Regions from separate parts of the Mus musculus genome. Here regions 1 and 3 are each linked to region 2. The links are chromatin loops, found by intact Hi-C in ENCODE. Cell type or tissue: heart. All regions are shown on one strand. Region 1 holds the start of Rap1gds1 (RAP1, GTP-GDP dissociation stimulator 1). Region 2 holds the start of Adh5 (alcohol dehydrogenase 5 (class III), chi polypeptide). Region 3 holds the start of Eif4e (eukaryotic translation initiation factor 4E).

Region 1 (8,000 bases), 640 kb before region 2:
GGCAGAGTTGAAGTCACTTACTTCTGTGAACACCTGCTCCAGGCTTATGATCTGCACTTGATCTTCTCCTCTGACCCACAGTAGCTCCAAGAATAAAGAATGGGCTCCTGGGACCACACACAGCACTGTAGCTCAAATGTGCTCCACCTGTTCAGTTGCTGTGAATGTGACACCAACGCAAAATGGGACAATTAAGAGGCATCCCTTTAATGTCATCGGCGGGATTAGGACTTAACAGAGGGAGTTCATGCCTTATACCATGTGAGGACACAACTTTTAGTTCCTCCTCTCAGGAGAACACAAATTCAAAGCACCATCTTGGAGGCAGAGATAATAACCTATTAGCAATAAATTCACTAATGCCTTGATGTTAGACTTACCAGGCTTCAGAGCCGTGAGAAAATACATCTTTGCTCTCGGGTATTCAGATACAGTTGCATAAGACAGAGAGAAACTTTAATCAGCTTGGGTGTGTATTCATGTGCTGCTTCCTGAGAGAACGATGGACCTATGGATCCCAGACCTCTGTAGATGCTCAACAGGGATCTGTGTTTAGCTGCCTGTCTCCCACATGGGTGTCTGAACATGCAGGGTTGGGAGCTTGGTCAGAAGTGGTTTTTGCTTTCCAGTTGAATTTAAAATTGTGTTTAAGATATATTGAATATAACATTTGCCATTTTCATCGTTTTGAGTATGTATTTCGCTCGTCTGCTGTTCACATTGTTCTGCAGCCCTGCTGTAGGACTTTTACATTTCCCTAAGCTGAAGCTATACATGTTAACCCTTTTGAGTCTTCTTTCTGTGGCCTCTGCAACTGTCATTTTTTCCTTTTCACCATAAGAATTTCATCCCTCTGGGGACTTCATATAAGTGGAGACATACTGTCTTTGTGATTACCTAATGTCACAGCATACTTTTCTTATGGGTCATTCATATCATAGCATTTGCCAATATTCCCCCTCCCTCTCTCTTTTGCTCTCTGTGTATGAGAGAGACAGAAAGAGACAGAGATGTGTGTGTGTGTGTGTGTGTGTGTGTAGAGAGAGAGACAGAGAGAGAGACAGAGAGAGACAGAGAGAGACAGAGAGAGACGAGAGCCTGCCAGCACATGTATGTGGAGGTTAGATGACCTTCAGTATTGGTTCTTGCCTTCCATCTTGTTTAAGATAGAATCTCGTATTTGTGTAGAACAGCCTAGCAGATATGTAAATTCAGGGCATACTCTTGTCTACCTACCATCTCATCTTAGGATCACGTGGGCTTACAGACGTGTGCTGTCATGTCTGGCTTTAAGTGGCTTCTAAGGATTTGAACTGAGGGTCTTATGCTTTTGTGGCAAACACTTTAGCCTCTGAGCCATCTCTCCAGCCTCTCAGAATTTCTTGTGATCAATACATTTTGAGTATTCATTCCTTACCACCTACCTCCTCCCAGAGCCACTTCACCTCTGGACTAGTTTTGTGGGGTTTTTTGTTTGTTTTGTTTGTCAGGTGAAGTCCAGTACTCTTCAGTATGGGCCTAAAGTCCATACAACAAAGGCTGCATTGAAGAAAACGCTGCCTTTCCCAGTAGCTTTCTTGGGCCAATAGCTCCTCAGGTAGTAGTGGGGCTCCAAGCCCATGCCCCTGCCTCTGCTGGGATTTGTCTGCTTTGAGATTGTGCTCGTGGTAACAGTCACTGTGAGTTTTTGTGAGTTCAGGAAGCCCTCATTGAAGTCATTCTCCACCTCTGGCTTTTACGATCTTTCTGCCCTGTCTCCCTCAAGGCTCTTCAGCCTTGAGGCGAGGAGTCTCACCCAGAATATTTGAAGTTTCCCAACAATCTCCCAACTTCCTGTTTGGATTTCCTTCTTAGCCATTTTCTTCTTGAAACAACCTGACTATAAATTTAACAACAATTTCAAACTTTATAACTCTCTGAGATGCCAGGGATCGTGGGGCACACCTTTAATCCCAGAGCTTGGGAGGCAGAGGCAGGTGAATCTCTGTGAATTCAAGGTCAGCCTGGTCTACAGAGTTCCTTCCTTACAGAACAGCCTGGGCTAAAAGAGGGAAACCTTGTCTTAAAAAACAAACAAACAAACAAACAAACAAACAAACAAACGAAAACCCAACCAAACAACAACCACAGTAAAAACCTCTCTGCTGCATTCAGGTTATTATCCTCTATTTAGCTACCAAGGCCCTACGAGATTGGTGAGTCCTCTTGTCTACTCTTGTCTCATGAACTCTCCTACATCTTTGCTTGCTTCACTGAAGCCACAGAAACGTCTTGCAGGTCCTTGTGTCTAGACCTGTGCACTACAGCCTTCTGCCTAGCTAAAGGTACCCCTTGTAGGTTTTCCCTGGTAGAGTAAAATATTCCGTCTATTAGGAGTTCTTCCATAGTACCCTATTGTAGCGGTGTACTAATTCCTAAACAGCAACACACATTCTCAGTACAACTTAGATGGTACTACTGGGCTTTCTCCTCACTAGTTTTAACCATATTATTGCATTCCTCTGAAACTTTCAGAGGTTCCTTATTTTCAATTTTATCAAGTTAAAACTCTTCTGTCTGGTTTTCTTCAGTCCTTCGAAATTTGTCTCTCAAACAAACTTAATTTCATTTTTGAAATCTTATTTCTCACAAGCTACTCTTTTAATGTTTGATTGATGTGATATGTGTTGTGGGTCATGATGCATCCTTCTGTTGGAAGAAATTACTCCCCCCCCCATTATTTCCAGAAGAAAAATTCTACCCTTCCTTTAAATACCTTCTTATGAAGTCATCTTTGGCTTCCTTTCTTTCTGTTTTTCATTCACCGACTTAGGAGATTTTTGAACAGGAAGAGACTTCTAAAATAGACTGGTCTTACCCTCACTTTGCATAACACGCACCTACAGTTATTTGAGTCTGTGATTCTTGCATTGTTATCTTGATGGGTTTTTGAATCACCATGGAAACAAACCTCTGGTCCTGCAAGAAGAGTTTCTAGATTAACTGAGGTGGGAAGACCCAGCCTAATTGTGAGTAGCACTATTCCATGGCCTGGGGGCCTGGACTGAAGAAAAGTCCCCCCAGTACCGGCCATCTATCACTGTGCCTCCTAACTGCAGAAGCAAATCCCTAGCTGCCTCCGCGCCTGCCGACATGCCTTCAATGCTACGACAGACTGTATCTTCCTAAACTATAAGGCAAAACAAAAACCCCTATCCCCTCTAAGCTGCTGTTGTCAGGTAGCTCAGCACAGGGATGAGAAAGTAACAGACACGTTACGTTAGCACTGAGCTCATAGGGGACGCTCACTCAGCCAGGTAGACTTCTTAAGTCTTTCTCACCTCAGGTCTCACAATGCAGGTCCATAATTTTTTTTTTTTGAAATCTATACACATTAGTTTGAGTTGACAGAATATGAAAGGAAACTTTAGCTTCCACAGGACTTAGAAAATTGTTAATGCTCAAGTAAACAGTATAGGGAACAATGAACAGGGCCTAAAATAAGGTTCAAACAGTCCAGTAGTTCAATCCGGAGGAGCCTAATTTCCCTAATGGGGACTTTGAAACAGAAATGGTTGAGGTAGAACGCATCCCTGTGAGATCATTCATTTTTATTGTGGTTAAGTTCAGTTGATTCCTCCAGTGAGATCCCTTCAAACAATATCCCAAGCATCGTGGGGAAGAGGCAATTGGCTCCCTACGATTGGAAGAAAGACATCCTCTCTCTTCCCGTCTATCCTCTGTGCAGGTCCCTCCCAGTATGTCTCCTTTAAGGGATTTTAATCGCCTTCCAAAAGGCATTACTTAGTGAAGTTTTATCTTTCTCACAGATATTTTCCTCACTGCTCTTCCTCTCAAATAAAAACCATTTCTCAAGCCATGTCAATTTCCAAAAGAACTTGTTATCCAAATGAACAGGTTAGGTATGGACACACACACTTCATGGAGGAATCCGTAAACCTCTAAGTTGTACATTACAAACCTCCTCTTCGCTTTCTAATAGGCCTACTCAAATCTTGCCACTGCCTATCTTGCAGTGGGGGGATCGAACTGACTTCTGAGAGGACCTCTTGACTTAAGAAACATCTTCCTGGTCGTTGTTTGTGTTCATGACGAGTATTGTAAGCAATTGTTCTTGTCGTTTACCTTGTTTGAAAGCAGGGACATCTAGGAACACAAAGAGCGAACACAGTCCGACACTCAAGCCAGTAGAGAAACTTTTTCTTAAAATAAAATAATATAGACTGGTTGTTCTATTTAGTTATTGAATAACTGGAGAAGTTTAGGCCTGGTATTTCCTCTCAGTCCCATGCTCCCAGAGATAAAACTCAGACTCAAAATATATTTACAAACGCATTGGCCATATAGCTAGATCATAACTTAAATTATCCCATTTATTTTATTCTACATTCTGCCAGGGGACTGGGCTCAGGTACCATGTGTCCATCTTGTCCCATCTTCCTGGGTGAATCTCCCATGCTTGGCTCTATCCCAGAATTCTTTCTTCCTCCCAGATGTTCCACCTTCTATTCTACCCTTTCCTATTGGCCTTAGGTTTTTGAATTGACAGGTGAAGCATCCATACAATACACAAGATAGTCTCTCTACAAATAATTGTTCTCACTGTGAGGTGTCAAGTTTATTTCTTTATTTTTAAAATGTCTTTTATTCTTTTTAGGAAAAATCTCAACACCATTCTTCTTCTTTAACATATATGGATGCTTTGCTACAGAGTATTTCTGTGTACCACGTGAATGCATGGTGCCCATGGAGGCCAGAAGAGGGCAGTAGATCACCCGGAACAAGAGTTACAGGTGATGATGCACCTCCATGAGGATGCTGGGAATGGGAGCCATGTCCTCTGCAAGAGCAGCCAGTGTTCTTAACATCATTCTTGCTCTCTTTTAGGAAAAAATCATAGAGACAACCGAAAGACTTTTAATTATGCAGTAACTTCCACTAAACATTTGCTCTGTTAGCTCTGTTCTCAGCACTGGTGATCTAACAGCCAAAAAGGAAAGGCAAAAATTACCGTCTTTCAGGATGGATGCTTAAACGTGATCGCTAAAGGGCAAAATACACGCCATTCTAGTGATAATATTGAAGAGACATAAAGTACAGAGGTGTGGATATAAAGTGGGTGTACAGAGTCTGGATGAAATGGTATAGAAGGGCTCCTCACACAGGTAACTTTGAACTCAGAGGTTCTCAGCCTTCCTAATGCTGCCACCCATTAAAACAGTTCCTCATGTTGTATATAGGCCCTCATGGTGACCCCCTAATCATAAAATAATTTTGTTGCTACTTCATAATTTTATTACTGTTACAAATCATAAATTAAATACCTGTGTTTTCTGATGGTCTTAGGTGACCCCTGTTACAGGGTCATTTGACAACCCCCCCTCCCCCCACCAAGGGCCATGACCCATAGGTTGAGAATAACTGTTTTAGACAAAAATATTTTAAAAATCATTATATTCCTATAAAAGGAGAAGAAAGAATTGTGTATGTTGGCACATTCCTTAATCCTATCATTGGAGAGGCCACAGGAGAACTGATATGTTTGTGAGATCATTTGGGCTACACAGTGAGTAGGCCAGCCAGGACTATATATAGCAAGACCACACTTCAAAAACAAAACAAAACAAAACAAAACAAAACAACCCAAGAGGCATTACATCATTCCTTAAATGAGCCACTTCTAGGTATAGTCCAAAAGAGTCTCACTATAGTTATGTCAATGTATTGGAGTTCAACATGATCATCATGATTGCCCTGCACTGTGCCTTTAATTGGTGAGAAAGTCGAAGGGGTGGCTTGTGGATGCAAGAGGAGCACAAATGATGCTTAAACTAATGCCAGGTGGGAGGACAAAAACCCAGCTGCCTTTCCAATTTCAATGCATACATGCAAATGAAAGCTAGACATACCCTGAAATTATTGTGATATGTAATTAGCAAAGGAAGTAACAGGAAACTTAAAGCAACTTGAAACAGAGAATGTAGAAGACATTTGTGAAAATTAAGGAAAGAGAGAGAGAGAGATCAACCATGTGAAGCAATAGAAAGACCTAGCATGGTCTTTTGCAAACATTTGGGAAAAAGAAGCAGAACAAGGCACGTGCATGTTTGTAGACTTGGGGGGGGGGGTGGTCTTACTGACTGAACTGTGCCCAGCCATCGAGCAGAAATCCCTAAGACATCGGAATGTGACCTTGTTCAGAAATCAGGTCATTGCAGACACCAGAGTCAAGATTGGGAGTGGCCTTCCCGATCTTCATGACCAGTGTCCTTATAAATAAGGGAAAACTGGACACATAAGCACGTAGGGAAAATATGTGAAAGCTAGAGTCATATTGCTACAAGGCAAGGAAGAGGTACCCTCAGAAGATGTGTGGTCCTGCCCTGGTTTGTCTTCTGGGCCCCAGATGCTCAGTAATTTTGTTTGAACCCTGTGTATAGAGATTATTACAACAATCCTAACAGCCTTCTGCAAGATGAATTATAGGCAAACAGGAAGAGTAGTTTTCTTCCAAGAACGGGTGTTTAACATCTGTATCAGTCTATGCCTGAGCTGCTGTAAATAGATCACACCTGTCTTTAATTATGTTGCATTTTTATTTCAGAAAAAATCACATAAAATCCCAGTACCTAACATATCGAGATGCTCTTGTGATCTGTGCCTGTAATATTAGCGACTGGTCTGTGAGAGTCACAGATGAAGAAACAGCCCCTTCTGGCAGCAAGAGTTGCAGCTCCTCTTCCTACAGATCGCCACAGGCCTGGGATAAAGTCCAGGCAGGCAGGGGTCAGGACACGTGCAGGTCTCCTACTGTCTCTTCTTCTTCCTTCTCCCCCTCCTTCTTTTATTTTACGTTATTATTATTATTTATTTTTTTGGTTTTTCACAGGCGGATTTCTGAGTTCCAGGCCAGCTGGTCTACAAAGTGAGTTCCAGGACTGCCAGGGCTACACAGAGAAATCCTACTGCCTCTTCTTGGTGCAGAGCCCAGTCTGGGACCCCGAGCCCCGCGAGAGCATGTGGGAGCATTTCGGTCACAGTCCCCGGGCGGCTCGTCATCCACCGAGTTACCCCCGCCCGTAGGTGGACTTTCAGTGTTTCTGATCTCAGCACGTCTTTCCTCCCTGGCACAGCCGGAGTGCGGCGGACACAGCCTGTAGGGTCCCGCCCGACGGGTTAAAGGGCTTTAGGCACTGGCTCGCCGAGGGTGACCTTGCGACCGCTCTCCGCTGGACCGGCTTTCCCGCCAGCCCCGCAGGACAGCCTGATGCGCCCTGGGGACGCGCCCGCGGACATCTACGTCCTCCTGCTCCGCCACCCCGCACATGCTCGCCTGGGGCGTGCGCTGCCAGGCACGCTCCGGGCTGAGACTTCCTCCCGGGAGGCTCCGTCCCAGCAGCCCGGAGATCTGAGCCCTGCTTCCGCCCCTCGAGCAACAGCCACCGAGCTGTACCGCTCCGGTCTGTAGACGCACAGCCCCCGGCGGGCTAAGCCTCGCCGGCCGTGGGCAGGAGGCAGCACTGGCCGCACTGAGCATGCTCGGCGGAGAGGGCGGGGCGCTCGGCGGAGAGGGCGGGGCGCTCGGCCGCGCGTCGGGAGGGCGCTCCTCAGGACGGCTCGGCGCCTCCGCGCCAGCCCGCCCGCCCGCCCGCCCGCACGTTCGCTCGCTCGCTCGCTCGCAGCCGCGCCCGCCGCAGGCTGCGCCCGGCCGCCCCGCCCCGCCCCGCCCCGCCCCCCGCCGCTCGTCCCCGCCGCGGCCGCGCCGCCCGCAGCCGCAGCCGCTGCTCCTCCCCGGCGGCCGCCCCCCGCGGGTCCCTCCCTGGCTGCGGGAGACGCGGAGGTAGAGGGAGGACGCCGCCGCCGCTGAGCCGCGCCGCCCGCACCCGAACCCTTCGCCTCGCCCTGCCGGTCCTCACTCTGTGGGAGGAACATGGGTGAGTCCTGCCGGCCGTCATCGCCTGACATTTTCTTTTCTCCCCCTCGGCGTGCTGCAGGGTGGC
Region 2 (8,000 bases):
GGAGAATGACGGAGTGTTTCAAAACCACCGACTCACCGATGTGTCTCTAAAAAGGCTTGCTAACTTGCCAAGATTGGTTTGGGTAATATATTTAAAACAGTTTCAAGTGCAAAAGCAGCCTGCAAAATCCGAGTTAAAATCAATCCAAATATGTGTTCTTCCAGGAGGAGGAATGGGCTCATACAGAGTTGTATAGTTGGAAATAAATAGTTGTAATGCTCCTACAGAAACAAGGCGAAACCATCACACAGAGTGGCTTAAATGCCTGCCTTACCTGCCTTCAGCTTCGTGACCCCTTCACCAACACTTTCCACAATTCCAGCACCTTCATGTCCCAAGATCACTGGGAAACACCCCTCGGGGTCAGCTCCGCTCAGGGTATAGGCATCGGTGTGGCAAACAGCAGTGGCAAGGATCTACCAGGCCGGTAAGAGAAGAAGCATCTAAGTGTGCACGCGCAGCTAGAGTACAAGTCGTGTACAGGACACTGTGTCATACTGCACTGCACATCTGTAGACTCGTTTCCTTTACAGATCTACTTCTCCAAAACTAGCATGCTTACAACCCACGGCATCTTTAGACCTGGTGGACTTCCCGTAGTGTTGAGAAGAGCGGCACATTGATATACATGGAGGTGTGGCACAGATCTTTTCCTTTTTGTTGTGTGAGAACAAGTACAGGTAAAGCCGGTGGCTTCCCCAGCACAGTGCCTTCAGTTACAGAGGATTGAAACAGCTGGGGCCATCTCACTGCTGGCTTCCTAAGTTGGGGAATGTGATGCCTACACAGACATTGTTTCTTGGAGATGCCTGGCTGGCTGGCCTCTGTCAAAATTCAGAGCTTTTGGTGGAACCCAGTCCTTTTGCTGACCTACACAATTTCTATTCAGATAAGCCTTTCACTGCACTCTCTGGCTTCTAAAAATCGTTCTTGGGGCTAGAAAGCTGGCTCAGTGATTGAGAGCGCTTACGGCTCTTGTGGATGACCCAGTCTTTGGTTCTCAGCACCCACACCAGGCAGCTCACAACTCCCTGCAACTCCTCTGGCCCCCAATGTCCTCTGGTCTCTGCAGGCTCCTGCATGCATGCGGTATATAATCTCAATCAGGTACTTAAACTTATACATTAAAGAGAAAAGCAAGTAAAGGCAAAACCTTGTTTGTATTTCTGCTTTTCTGCTTCTGCTCTGTGTATCCATTCTTGCTGTAAGCCAGCAGTTTCCTGGGGATGAAGCTGTTGGTGTGCCCACACCACTCATCTTAGTAATCTACGACAAACTGTCTTCTGAACACGAACATAAATACATAAAGTATAGCATTTCAGACTCTTAGATCTTGGCTGAAAAGGACCTTGAAAAGCAGTAGGTTTTGTGCTTCTCAATTGGATACATGCAAACCTTGGGGCACAGGCTAATCTGCACAATGTGCCTGGTGTCCTGATGAAGTAAGAGTCGTGACTCTTGCCCTTCAAGGAAACACTGTCCCAGAATGTTAAGGAACAAACACACGCAATGGTTATAACTTTAAAGCATTAACTTTGTGTCATAAACAAGCAGAGAGCAGAGGGTAAAAACAGTTTTACAAACGTCAAGGCAGCACAGGTCTCTCCGGAACGCTGCCTTCTGCCTCTCCATAAATTCTTAGCCACAGTGGAGGGTGAGGAGCGGGGGACAAATGGATCCACAGAACCCTGGCCTTGTCCATCACGGGCAGGACAATTTAAAGCTCTGTGGGCAGCAGAACTTCATCTGTTTGCCGCTCTAATCAATCAAGAACCTCTTTCCAGTTTTTCTGAAGCAAAACTGAAGACCGTGTCTTTTCTTTGATTCTAATACAACGCCACTCTGTGAGTTATGAGACTAGCGGAAAGGGGAGGGTCACATAAAGCCACCTTAAACCCAAACTATGACCGTTCTATTGTGGCAATCCACTAATCCGTAGGTTTGGCTTCTTAGCCCGCCCATGAGCAAATACAAAAAGATGGAGAGGCCAACTTGAGGAAGGGCAGGTGTGGGGAGGACTGTGATTCTGTGGCAGGAAGACTTCCAATGCTTTCTCCTTGACACCGCCCTTTGGGGTTTCTCCCACAATGCCTTAGCTGGACATTACCTTAATCCGAACTTCATGAGCCTTTGGAGGGGCCACTTCTATCTCCTCTATGGAGAGAGGCTTTCCCGCCTCCCAGGCGACTGCAGCCTTACACCTGATCACCTGAGGTGGGGGAAAAGAAGTAAAGTTTATTCTCCTAGATTAGTAATTACTTCACGGGCAACCAAGATAATGATGCTGCTCATGTTAGTGTGCCAGGCTGTGGAGAGGGTCCAGGGCGTACAGCTCCTGCCCGTGCAGGCCTGAGGCCCAGAGTTCAGCTCCCCAGCATAACACCTGGAGGCAGATCAAGCTGGCTGGATCGAGTAACTGGCCTGGAGAGCTCTGGGTTCAAGTGAAAGACCCTGATTCAATGTATGGTGGAGCAATTGAAGACCTGATGTCAGCCTGAGACCTTGACATACCCACCTGTGAACACGCATAAACATAAACACACACACACACACACACACACACACACACACACACGCTACAAACTCAGACACACGCAAAGCTAAATAAATAAAACTAAATTGAACAGCATATTCACAGAAAAGCTTATAACCTCTAAGTGAGATGGAGAATTGTTTTTAGGTCTCACATAAATCACACAGTGAATAACATAAAATTAAAGGGCCAGATACAGTGAGGCAAACCTTTAGTCCCAGCGCTCAGAGGCAGAGGCAAGTGGCTCTCAGTGAGCTCGAGGCCAGCTAGATCTACACTTCAAGTTCCAGGACCGACAGGGCTACATGGAGAGATTCCATCTCAAACCTTCCACCCTAAACCACCATCAACCAGGACAACAAATATGTGCATATATATTATTTATATTTAAATTGTGTATACATATATATAAAATCAAAGGGCTGAAGAGATGGCTCAGTGGTTAAGAGCACCCACCTACTGCTCTTGCAGAAAACTCCAGGTTCAGTCCTATGCATCTACACTCTCACAGCTACCTGTAATTCTAGTTCCAGAGGATCTGTGCCACCCCCTGGCTTCCACAGGCTCCTGCATGCATATACACACACACAGGCACACACACACACATCTTAAAGGAGGGTGGGAGGTGGGGAAGAGATGGAGGAGGAGGAGGAAAAGGAAGAAGAAGAGGAGGAAAGAAAGAAAAGGAAAGAAGACTATGGAATACATGTCCCAAGCTGGGGTGTAGCTCAATGGTAGAGCATGTGCCTTGAATGCACAAGGCCTTGGATTTGAGTCCTAGCACAACAATGGACAAGCCAAGCAAAATCCCACCCAGAGTCTTTCACTAGGTTTGGCAAGTAATTCAAGGTTAGTATTCAAGCTTAGTATTATGCGACCTAATTATCTTTTCCTTGGGATGGCTTATATAGCATCACTTTAGTGCAATACTTCCCAGTGGAAAGGATCCTAAGAAATATCCAAATGGGGGTAAAAATACTATAACCATCTCTTATAACTGTGCTAACTAATGCATTAGCCATTTGCCACAGGTGGCTATTGAACACTATAGATAAAGGACAAGTGTGAACTGAAATCAGGTATGATGTAAAAATTTGAAAGCTTAGAAGAGTGAAGAATATCTCAATTTAAAAATACTTATAACGTGGAAATAATATTGCGAGTATCAGGTTGGGTAAACATACCATTAGAATTAATTTTATGTGGCTCTGTAAAGTTTACAATTCCATATGAAATTTATATCGCGCATCTAAAGCAATGAGCTACTAGAGCGATTACACTCAGTACAGACCTTCTTAACCACGGAACCAAACCTAGTGAGAAATGCTGGGTTTTGATCAGTTCACTTGACGCTTATGAAATGTGTTGACAGAATAAAGGTTGCAAGCCACTCACTGGGTTTACTGGAGATGGACTTGAAAGTCAAATAACGTGATTTGAAAAAAACAGGTACACCGTGCTGCACGTAGAAAGCCAAGGTCGAAGGAAGGGCCTAACTTTGCTTGGGAGTTTTGAGCACGGCCCGCGCTCCAAATCTGATCCTGCAACCCGGGCGCGACCCGGGCAAGTTCTTCCGTCCCGCGTGACGGGCGCGGGCCTCAGCCCACCGGGCTCCGGCGGAGCAGAGCAGAAAGCAGAGCTGCTCTCCAAGCGCGGCGCCGAAACAAAGCCTCCATGCCCTCGCTGCGGCTGCGCTCGCCTTCCCCGGCGGGCGGCAGCGGGCCACCCGGGCGTTCCCCTCCTCTGCTCCGGCCCACCGCGCGCCTCCATACCTGGTTCGCCATGGCCGCTAGTTCGGGATCGAGCGCTAAGGTTCACGAGTGTAGCGGAACCCGGGTGAGGGCTGGACCGTGCGTGAGGGGAGGGGCTGTGCGCGGGAGGCGGGCCTTCGATGTAGGCGGGGCGTACGTGAGGGCGGGAGGAGGTGGCTGTGCGTAGGGCGGGACTCGGCTGGGAGGCGGGCCTAATACCGGAAGGGCGGGGCCCGCGTTTCGGAGCCTGAGTTTCGGCTACTGCGCTCCGTTGCTGGGGAGGCAGTAGTTTTGGGGCCGTGAAGCGCTTTATTCCAGGCTGGCTCAACTGAGCCCCTGCAAAGCATCTCTGTGGTATTTCCTTGTCTAATTTTCGTGCAGTCTTTGTACGTTAGACGTGAGAGAAATATAGCGTGTGGTAACACGTGTGGGAAAGCACGTGTAGAACAAGCCACGCCTTCCGTGTGTCCCTGTCCGCGGTCCCCCCGCCCCCCTCTTCCCGGGCTTGCACGCGCTAGCTAGCGAGCTACTGATTTGCGGGTTGCATGCGCTAGCGAGCTAATGCAGCCCCTTGTTTTGCGGGTCTGGGTCCAGGACGAGTCAACACTGCGGCCCTCAAGGGCTTTGAAGGAACACTAGAGGGAGAGGTGCCCATCCTAGCAACAGCCCGACCTCGGATTTCAGCAGGTTACGACCAGGTCCTGGGATTTCAGGGACCATCGGACACGGAGAGAAGTTTTCAGGAAGGGAACCGAGGGAGCAGAGTGGGCCCCTTTTAAGAGTGGACCAACTATGTGGAGACAGAGGCTGCTGTATTTGCTGATGTAATCCCAAATGCTGCTTGTGTTGAAATGTACCCACTAAAACACCGCATTTTGTCTTTTTCATGGCTCATTTCCTGATTACACACTTTAAGGGTTGACATTCTCCACGGTACTGTTCAAAGCCCTTCTCTCACTTCACACTAACTCACACCCTGGCTTTTAACGTATATAATTAATAGGATGATCACCATAGTCTGTCTCCAGTCAGGGTAGTGTTCCTAAACTCCAGGCTTGAAGTACCAAGCCAGTGTGTATTAGGGTATCTCAGTGCTTAAAACCCAACTTACTTAAAACTAATCTTGTATTCGTGCCTCCTAATCCTTTTAAATGATTCCAGTGTCTGGTGATTAAAATATTCAAATATACAAGCCATTTCCAGTCAAACCACCACATGTGGATATTATAAGTTATACTCCTGTAAGAAGTTGAACAAGTTGAGGAATTCATAATTCTTACAGAAGTGAAGTCACGCAGGGAGAGCTGCTGCCCCCCGAAACAGAAACAGGAATACAGAGAATCACAATCCATCAGACTAGAAATTCATCATTGCAAGAAGCAGTACTAGGGCCAGAAACTGAAGAGTGATTGACCTATTGCTGTAGGCACTTTGTAGTTTAGTCTGACTTTTGTAAACGACGGAGGATGCAGTCATGTGGAGTGGAGTATTCTCATACTTTGAGAAGTTTATTTTCACGATTTTTCAGGGAAGGAGGGAGAAAAATTTTCCTACTGTTTCCTTTAGAGCAGTGTTTGTCACGTGTGGGTCATGACCCTTCTGGGGGTCGAATGATCCTTTCATAGGGATCACGTATCAGGTATCCTGAACATGAGATATTTTCATTACGATTCATAACAACCAGATGATAGTTATGAAGTAGCAATGAGATAATTATGGTTGGGGTCACCACAATATGAGGAGCTGTATAAAGGGTTGTAGCATTAGGGAGGCTGGGACCACTGCTCTAGAGGTAGTATCAATGTAAACATGTGTGTTCTTAAGGAGGCTTGCCCTCAAAAATGACTTGACCAGGGCTTAACTCAGCATGAGTTTTCCCTGTGCTCATCCAGTCAGGGAGAAGGGAGATGGGCATCTTCAGTCCTCTCTAGTTCTAGAATCCTATTCCTTGTAAGGGGCTGAGAATTCAAAACCAAACCAAACCAAACCAAACCAAACCAAACCAAACCAAACCAAACCAAACAAAACAAAACAAAAACCCAACCAACTAACCAACCAAAAAAAACACCTGAGGCCGGCCGTGGTGGTGCATGCCTTTAATCCCAGCACTCAGGAGGCAGAGCCAGGTGGATTTCTGAGTTCGAGGCCAGCCTGGTCTACAGAGTGAGTTCCAGGACAGCCAGGGCTACACAGAGAAACCCTGTATGGAAAAACCAAAAAAAACAAAACAAAACAAAACAAAAAAACCCAAAAAACAAAAAACAAAAAAAACCCCCTGAGAATAACTAAAGTTTATAAGCTCACCTAAAGACTCAGATAAAATAAAAAATTAAAAACTGTAGAACATTTTCCCCTTTTACTCAGTAAATTATATCTGTCTTTTAATAAAAAAAATTGCAAGGCACAGAGCAAGGCAAACCATAGTTTGAATGAGCATGGCAAGCATCAAAACCAGACCCAGAAGGTGACAGCTGTGCTGGAATGATCAGACCGTGCGTTTTAGTTTTTCCTTTGTTGAAAACAGACTTTTCATACAATACATTCTGATTACATTTTTCCCTTCCCTTGACTTGTCCAAGATCCTTCTCACCTTCCCTCCAGTCTGAATCTACAACCTTTCTGCTTCCTGTTAGAAAACAAGCTGGTATCTGAATAACGATGATGATAATGATATAAAGCAAAAGCTAGAATAGGACAAAACAAATGAGCAAAAAGAAGAAACAGAACCAAAGAAAAAGCGTGAGAAATACATATATGCAGAAGCACAAATGTTTATACACATAGGAATCCCATAAAAAACAAACAGAAGCCATAATATATACACAAAGGATCCATAAGTTAAAAAAAAAAAAAAAAAGACTGGAAAGCCATGAGACAGAGAACCTTCCTCCAAAGGTTCTCTGAGTTAACTTCCTGTTGATTATCTACTGCTGGGCATGATGGCACCTTGGTAGTGATTTGTGTTCCCAGTGAAACTTGGTTGGACTGAACTAATCTTTCATTTGTGAGTAGTTATCAATTGGAGATAGCTTCTGGGTTAGAGGGGGAGCTTGTGGTCCTCTTGCCCTCTCAGGGCTGGGACCCTGTTGGGCTGGACCTGTCTGTGCAGGATTTGTGCTTCCTCCGTCTCTGTCAGTCCCTCTGTGCATCACTCCTGAGCTTAGAAGGCCTCCTTTCTTTCATGTTGCCCATCTCACCTAGCTCTTACAATCTTTCTTCCTCCTCTTCCACGGGCTTCCCTGAGCCCCGAGGGCGGGCTTTGATGGACACCTCATTCAGAGGTGTTCCAGGTCTTACTCTCTGCACATAGCCTAGCTGTGGGTCTGTGTTTGTTTTCATTTACTACAGGGAGAAGCTTCCGTGATGATGGCGGAGCAAGGCACTCATTTTTGAATATAGCACAGTGTTGTTAGTAGTCACTGTGTGACTATGTCTCTTCAGCCAAGAAGTCGTAGTCAGTTTTCCCCTAGGTACCTGGGCTCTCTGGTATCAGGTTCTGGGCCACCTGCAGTGTTATGGAGATCAACCAAAAGCTTAGGTTGGGGCTGGTGAAATGGCTCAGCAGTTAAGAGCACTGACTGCTCTTCCAAAGGTCCTGAGTTCAAATCCCAGCAACCACATGGTGGCTCACAACCATCCATAATGAGATCTGACGTGCTCTTCTGGTGTGTCTGAAGACAGCTACAGTGTGCTTACATATAATAATAAATAAACCT
Region 3 (8,000 bases), 84 kb before region 2:
CTTCCTACGACCGGGACCCTTTAACACAGCTCCTCATGTTGTGGTGACCCAACCATAACATTATTTTGTTGCTACTTCATAACTGTGATTTTGCTACTGCTATGACTAATGGAAATATGTTTCCAATGGTCCTAGGCGACCTCTGTGAAAGGGTTATGTTCAACCCCCAGTTTAAGAACTGCTGTTCTAGAAATTGTTTCATGAAAGTATAATTTGCTCGGGACTTTCTATGTTCAATCTGAATTAAGCCAACCTGACTCATTTTACATGATTCTAGATAACTGTGTAAACTGTACATTCAGATTTAATTTCTCTAAGTCAAGCATACAGATTCAGAGTATAAACTTAAGTGAAATTTGGAATAAACACCCAAAGTTTGGTTTATTACTAAACTAAGAAAATGGGTTTCTCACTAAAGAAAAAGAAATTGTCAAAGTTGGCTTACCAAGCCATCTGCTTTTTGTTGATAAGCACATTACATTTTATTCTTTTCCTGTTTTCTTTCAAAGCTTTTCCCCCATGTGTATGGGCACAGTGTGTCTGCATGCACAGATATGTGCAACACATGCATGCCTGGTGTGCGAGGCTCTCCTGAAACTCGGAGCTGGAATGCATGTCAGACAGCTGTGAGCCACCATGTGCGTGCTGGGAATTGAACCTGGGTCCTCTAGAGTTGCTTTTAACTGATGAGCCACCTCTCTAGCCCTTTTTAAAGAGTTTTAAGTATATATTTACTTACTCATTTTTCTATGCGTGCGCTTGCTTTGGTGTGGACCTGGAGGTCAGAGAGCGACTTTGCATGAGGTCCTCTGTTTGCACTTGAGGGTTCTAGCTCTGACTCAGGTCCTCAGGCTTGGCACTTTTACCCCTAAAACCATCTATCTCACTGGACCTTTTTTTCTTGGATCTTATTTTGCTCTGAGATAAGACCTTGATATGTAGGCCAAGCTAAATTCACAATTCTGTTGCCTGCACTTCTGAGTGCTGGGATTACAGTTGCACAGCACCACAGCAGGCTTCTGTGTTTAAGTCTTACTTTAAAAGCACGTTTCTAAGCATAAAGGAACTGGACTAGGTGTGATGGTTACCCCTGTAAATCCCAACACTGGGAAGACAGGAACAACTCCCACCCCCACCTCAAGTTTTTGGTTAACCAGTCTGGCCTAAATAGTAAGCTCCAAGCCAACAATGGCTACACAAAAACCAAAAAATGAAAACTACAAGAAATTATTCTCTAATGAAAGTATTCTCTAATAAATAACAAGAAAAAAAGTAGAGCAGCAGAAGAACAAGCTATCTAAAAGGAAACACAAGCCACTAGGAACAGTGGGGGACACTGTCCTGCCATCCTTACTCAATCTAATTTTGACATTGCCACAATTCCAGGAGAGCAGCCTTTGTCCACAAGTTCTGTGAAGCAATACAATATAATGTTCCCCTTTGAACTTCTCAATTTATACTTGTAAGCCATTACTAAGCTCAAATAATTAAAACCATGTAGTATCAAATTGAAAATGACTATGAAAATTCCATAGACTAAAAATTTGGCCAATGCTTATAAAAGGTTGGGTATGTAGGGGGGAGAAAAACCAACAGTTCACGACTATGTCAGTGTGCTCAACCTTCCTAATGCTGTGACCCTTTAATGCAGTTCCTCAGGTTGTAGTCACCCCATACTATAGAAGCATTTTCATTGCTACTTCCTAATTTTGCTAGTTATAAATCACAATATAAACATCTGTGTTTTCTGATGGTCTTAGGCAGCTCTTGTTAAAGGGTCTTTAGACTCCAAAAGGGTCACACCCTACAGGTTGATAAGTGTTTACAATTAAGCACACTACCAAAAAAAACAAAACAAAAAAAAAACAAAAAAAACAAACAAACAAAAAAAAAACCTCACAAGCTAAATGAAAATAGCAATGACCAAATAAGATTTTTAATTTTTACAAGCTTCATCTGTAATCCAATAGTAGAATAAGTAATCTTTTTTTTTTATTACTTAAAACTGAAAAAGTACTAGTGTAGTTTAGTGGTAGAATGAAATTAGTAAACGTACCAGGCCCTAAAACTCAAGCTAAAATCAAGCACCCAAACCGTTTAGTTTGGAGGAAGTCCTAGAGCTAGGTCTGTAGAACAGACTGTTTCTGCCTCCTGAGTGCTGGGATTAAAGAAGGCCAGAGCAACCACTCAACTCCAAAAGGAAATCTTACAAATGTTACCAAGAGCACTGCATGACTATCCTACAAGCCAGGGGGTACCGACAGAAGAAAATGAGCTCCGCAATGTCATTTCGCATACTGTCTCCAACTAGTTTCCATCCAAGTTTCATCCTTCACACTTGTTAGGTTTCTAGGTTTCTCTTGTCCTTAAATTTACACACTATCCACATCAACCCTGCCATCACTAGGAAGAGTATTTCACCTCTGACCCAGACACTGACGAGGAACAAAGCACAGACCACATTTAATATAACTTTGTATCCTAGATATCACTCTGTACCCACCCAAAACTATCAGCAACTCCTAAGTACTGACTCAGAACAAAATCCAATGACTACATTGTGGCTTTAGCACAATCCAAGACTTAAGTGGAACTGAGATGTCATAGAACACATTGCTGTTTATTGCTTAGCTTTGCCTCTATTATTATCTGTAATATTTTCCTCTAACACTGGTAGAGAAAAGTAGAAGATTCAATCAGGAGACAGGAGAACTTGTCAAGAGTCTAGGTTACATTTAAATGCTTCCCCTCTTGCTCTTACATTGATATTCTAAAGTTAATTTCACCAACAACTTATGATGCAGTTTTGCAAAATGCCAGGAAAACTGATGTCAATAAAGAACAAGTAAATCATGTCTCCACTCCCAAAAAGTTGTCTTGAATTTTGCCAAGATAAGGCCATTTTGCAAACATATCAAATTATTCATATTCAGTCTATCGGTGAGTTTTAAAACATCTGGCAAAGGTGTTCTACAGAGGTTTCTGGTTGCTAGTCTATGCCTTTATGCGCCTGAGACTTTCACACATGTGTGACATTCCTTAAAAAAAAAAAAAAAAACCTGCGATGGATGGCCAGTGAGCCAGCTGCTGGCAAACCCAAACCATGACAGAAGAAAAAAAAAAAAAAAAAATCACCACCTTCGGGCTACCGGAGTTACGCCGTGATGCTCTATGTGCATCTTGCTTCAATTAATTTCAAAATAGCGCTTTCATTAAGAGGGAAGCAGTATAAAGTTAAGAAGGAAACATCAAATGGAAAAGCAAATGCTGATGAGCTTAAGTGATGGTTCGAGAAAAGCGCCTGAATCTCGATCCTCGGGACTCTAAAAGCTGTCCTCTGACCTCCACTCGCAAGTCGCGGCTCGCGCCACTGCCCCCACCATGCTTTAAAAAAAAATGTTTTTTCTTTTAATTTAAGAAAAGGTAATCTTGAAAGTTCCTATTTCTAAAATTAAGTGTTCGTTGGCTATCTCCCAGACGATCTGGTGGTGGCTTAAGAGCGGAAGAATCTACCCGGTCCTCGGAGGCGTGCGCGCTGCGCCCCGAGGATGAATGAATGGAAAGCCCGGCGCGTGTGAAATGCAGGTCTCCGGCCAGCCGACCCGCGGCGGCGATCTGTAGGCCTCGCTCCTCCCCCTTCCCTCCTCCATGACAGCCCCGTCCCGGCGTGGAGGGGCCAGGACAATGTGATCCCCACCTCAGCCGGCCCCTGTCCCCGGCGCCGGGAGGTGCGCGACACGACCCCTGAGCATGCTCCCCTACTCAACGCCACGGCCCCCGGCTCCCCGCGGGACGCGCCCGCCCAGCTCCCGCGCGCCCACCGGTGGGCTCCGCCAGCCCACCCTCCTCCGCAGCTCCAGAGCGCGGCCCGCACGAGGACCCCCGGCGGCGGGTCGCCGGCGACGGCGAGGCGCCGCTGCCTCGGGCTCCCTCTCCGGCTCTCTCGGGCCGGCTCGCCGCCCACCAGCCACGGTGCCCGCTAGGAGCCGCCCGCCCCACGCCCCCCCGAGACCCCGGGACCCCACGCCGATCCCCGCGCCCGTGTCCCGAGCCGCCCTCCGCCCGCCGCATCGCGGCCCCGCGCGGCGCCCCTCCCCCCACCGCCCCGGTGCCCGGGCCCCCACACGGCGTGTGCGCTCCACGCTGCCGCCGCCAGCCTCCCGGCGCCGAGGCTGCCCGCCGAAGGTCAGGCCGGGGGCGGGCAGGGACCGGACGCGGCGGGAGGCGCCGTGCGCGCCGGTAACGCCGTCCTGCGGGAGTCCCTGAGCGGAGGAAGCCGGAGCGCGGGGAGCTCGGGGGTGGGGGCCGAAGGCAATACTCACCGGTTCCACAGTCGCCATCTTAGATCGATCTGATCGCACAACCGCTCCTGAAGGGGGGGCGAGAGGAAAAAAATGAGATTCAAACCGGATTGGCCGGCTCCTGCCCACGTGACGGACGTGTCCGTTTGGCCCTAGCGGCGCCTGCGCAAGACTGCAGCTGCTTGGGGAAGGAGAGGCTTCTGGGAAGTGGAGTCTTTTTTTTTTTTTTTTTTTTTTTTTTTCTTAAGGCAAGAAGTTTTTTTTTTTCTTCCAAAAAAAAAAAAAGTGATCACGTGGTCGCTGGCGAGGGTGCGTGGCTCCCGGCGCCGCGGGCGCTTCCTGCCGAGTTGGATTTAGGCCTCTGCTGGGCAGCGGGCAGAGCTCCGGTTGCACTCACTGCGGGGCATTCCTGCTGTGCCTTCTGTCGCCCAGTCCTCCCATCTTTCCTAGAAGGTTGAGAACTGCAGGCTCAGCACACGCAAGAAGGCTTCATTTGCTTAGCTGAGGTCCTAAGACAAGTTGCTTTTTATTTAGTTTTTCTTTTCGCCTCCCACCATTTTCTCTTGGTTTCTGAAAGAGGCGGCGATGGAGAGTCGTTGATGTGGTCTGCGTCTCCCCAGTCCCCGGTCCACTAACGCGGGTGGTCCCTTGCTACCATCGCTGCCCAAGCGGGTGGGCGGGCTTGCCCCACGGTACCCTCTCACTCGTTTGGGGAAGGGGAGTGCACGCGTCGGCTTTTCCTGTTCCCAGTCCTGAGATGAAGGCGTCAGGGGTGAATCTTGCTGGACGTGAAAGTTTGGAAGTTCTGTCCAATCGGTTCCAGTATTCTGCTTGGACGTGGACGGAAATAGCCTACGTCCAGGTGCCAGCCAGGGAAGCCACTCGGGGCTCCGCTGACTCAGCCCTGGACTGAAGGTCAGGAGTCGTTAAACCGGGTCAACTATGACTCTTGACGTTGACTCATACTCCTTAGGCGAGTGACTTAATACGCTCAGTGCCTCAACTTTTTCATTTATGAACCAAAGATGATAATACACTTACCTCACAAGGGTGTGCTGTGGTAAGGACTGTAACCAGCTTTGAAAACGCTTCGGAATCTAGAAGCAAGCGCGTGCCTTCCTTAAGGACCAGCTCCCTCCGCCTCCGCTGCTGTTTTAGCAATCTTGCTTCTTGACCCTGGGTCTTTTGAAGCGCAGGATGGCCTTGAACTTGAGGTATAGGGGAGGATGGCCTTGAACTGTCGATCCTCCTGCTTCCACCTCCCCCCCACAAAGTATCGGGATTACTGGCGCGTGCTGGGCGTGGGGGTGGGTTGGGAGAGCACTTTTTTGCTGAGATAGGGATGGAACTCAGGGCTTCCTGAGCGCTAGGCAAGCACTCTACCAACTGAGCTATATCCCCAAGCCTTAACAGTGTCTTAAAATTTTCTTTTCTTTACTTTGTTGCGTACACCGATGCAGTTTTAAAGGGAATGTAGCTGCTCTCAACAGAAACTTCGTGTTCATGAACTTATGTTCATAACAACTAACAAACAGAACTGGCATGCTACATTTTCTTCTAAGTTACCAGGCCGTCAAAGCACTGTTGGGTAAAGTTCCTAATGAGGGAGCCAGGATCTCATGGCTTCCACGCAGCTTAAAAATGTTACCGCCAGGAAAAGCAGTGTAAGCAGGCTATCTCGTGTCTGCCTCTCCATGGCATTGCTGTTGTCCAGAGCTGTGTCATAGCTATTATTGAGTACATAATGGATGCTTGGGTTGACTAACACATAATTGAGGCTGTGTAAGAACTCAAAGCCAGTGCCTGCTCGTGTTTTTGTTTACCAGGATGGCAGAAGTGATTTTAAACGAAAGCTTCTGTTTAAGTTGGCGTGAGTAGATTCTCAAGTAGACATAGCTCTATGAACTAAACACATAGGTGAATTTCTATGTACAAATCTGTTAACACTAACCAAAGTAATTATAATTGACCCCTTATTTTCTGTTGTCTGTAAAGTGATGTCTGGTTAATTTCTATGAGAAGACAGCATTAGGGTGCTGAGTTGTAGCTCAGTTGATAGAGTGTTCATCCAGCCTAGATTCCCCCCAACACCACATAAACCCAGCATGCTGGAGGATCAGGACTTTAAATTCAGTGACATGGCAAGTTCTAGGCCACCCAAAGAAACAGGAGAATCTCTATCCAAAGAAAGGAAAAAGACAACCTAAATATCCTGTTTTGAGCTTCAGGGTTGGTTACAGCACAAACCAATCCATTGGCAAGAAAGTATCCTGACAAGCCTGAAAACCACCAATATAAAGTTTTTGTTTAAAATGACATTTGATTGTTTTTTTTTTTTTAACCTTCTTCCTCTGTTGTCAGTGAAGACTCATATTTTGGGCTACAGGTATAACTCAGGGGTAGAATGTTTGCCTAGCTTGCTTAAGATTCAGGATCCAGCCGGGCGTGGTGGCACACACCTTTAATCCCAGCACTCAGGAGGCAGAGGCAGGTGGATTTCTGAGTTTGAGGCCAGCCTGGTCTACAGAGTGAGTTCCAGGACAGCCAGGGCTACACAGAGAAACCCTGTCTCAGAAAAAAAACAAACAGAACAAAAAAAGACTCAGGATCTACTTCCTAGTACCCCTGTGTTCCCACAAAGACTTGCGCTTTTACAGTTTTTTTTTTGTTTTTTTTTTTTGTTTTTTTTGTTTTTTGGTTTTTTTGGTTTTTCGAGACAGGGTTTCTCTCTGTAGCCCTGGCTGTCCTGGAACTCACTCTGTAGACCACGCCGGCCTCGAACTCAGAAATTCATCTGCCTCCCAAGTGCTGGGATTAAAGGCGTGTGCCACCACTGCCTGGCTCGCCCCATTCTTTATAGTTTAAGTCATCTCTATATCTGTATATGATTTATTGACTATTTTTAAACATTTCAGATGTGTTTGCCTAGTGTCAACACTTACGATTTCATCTTGTCAAATATATGGGGGCTAGATTTTTATGTGTTATGTCGGTCTGTATACAATCACTTTCATTTTGCTTATTTATTCATTTATTTGTGGACCCAGAGTCTTGCTATGTTGTCCAAGGTGGTCTTGAACTCATAGACTCATAGGATCCTCCCATCTAGTCTTCCAAAGAGGCTGCAACTGAAGCCACAGGCAGCTGTGCCCAGCCATCACCTTACTACCACACCCATGCTTGTGCATGTGGTGGCGCACGCCTTTAATCCCAGCACGTAGGAGGCAAAGGCAGGCAGTTTGAGGCCAGCCTGATCTACAAACCAAGTCCAGGACAACCAAGGCTCTGTTACACAGGGAAACCTGATCTCAGAAAGCCAAAGGAAAAAGGAAAAAGGAAAAGAAAAGTTTAATTTAAAATCAGGGAAATGTTTGAGAGATGCTCTGATGCTGGCCTGTATGATGGAGTTGTCTAGATCACACACAACTACTTTGGCCCAGGGTAGTGTCGATATAACTAGTCCTTATAATCCTGGCCTGATCGAATGTTACTGGGCTTTAGTAAATAATGAAGATAGCTTCTCAATATAATACATTCCTCAGTCTGGTATGTTACCATTTTAACTCATGTTAAGACTTCAAATAAGAGCCAGGTAGTGGTGGCTCACGCCTTTAATCCCTAGCACTTGGGAGGCAGAGGCAGGCGGATTTCTGAGTTCAAGGCCAGCCTAGTCAGAGAGTTCCAGAACAGCCAGGGCTA

The links. Hi-C counts contacts between places; a loop is a spot of excess contacts. Peaks named below come from ENCODE experiments on the same cell type or tissue, not always from the same donor. Only the 100,000 strongest peaks of a DNase experiment are listed, where the experiment ranks them.
Region 1: a loop joins it to region 2, with 4 times the contacts of the local background. A loop is called at or near these places in 2 of 42 quality-filtered maps.
Region 3: a loop joins it to region 2, with 7 times the contacts of the local background. A loop is called at or near these places in 5 of 42 quality-filtered maps.

Annotation. Positions count from the first base shown.
Region 1 is chr3:139,074,970-139,082,969 of GRCm38, reverse strand. Rap1gds1 (RAP1, GTP-GDP dissociation stimulator 1) reads left to right here and starts at 7,769. Exons shown (of 15, transcript NM_001040690.2): 1 at 7,769-7,934. The coding sequence starts at 7,931. In heart, a CTCF peak has its summit at 4,768 (motif pointing right); a DNase peak (open chromatin) is centred at 7,539; H3K4me3 peaks cover 1,531 bases; H3K27ac peaks cover 1,335 bases.
Region 2 is chr3:138,439,499-138,447,498 of GRCm38, reverse strand. Adh5 (alcohol dehydrogenase 5 (class III), chi polypeptide) reads right to left here and starts at 4,406. Exons shown (of 9, transcript NM_007410.3): 1 at 4,306-4,406; 2 at 2,108-2,209; 3 at 275-416. The coding sequence starts at 4,317. In heart, a CTCF peak has its summit at 4,266; DNase peaks (open chromatin) are centred at 4,408 and 4,818; H3K4me3 peaks cover 2,638 bases; H3K27ac peaks cover 1,660 bases.
Region 3 is chr3:138,523,637-138,531,636 of GRCm38, reverse strand. Eif4e (eukaryotic translation initiation factor 4E) reads right to left here and starts at 5,446. Exons shown (of 8, transcript NM_007917.4): 1 at 5,343-5,446; 2 at 4,323-4,369. The coding sequence starts at 4,340. It overlaps Mir1956 (microRNA 1956), which reads right to left and starts at 5,216; the gene lies at 5,152-5,216. In heart, a CTCF peak has its summit at 4,458; DNase peaks (open chromatin) are centred at 3,676, 4,406 and 4,986; H3K4me3 peaks cover 3,043 bases; H3K27ac peaks cover 2,276 bases.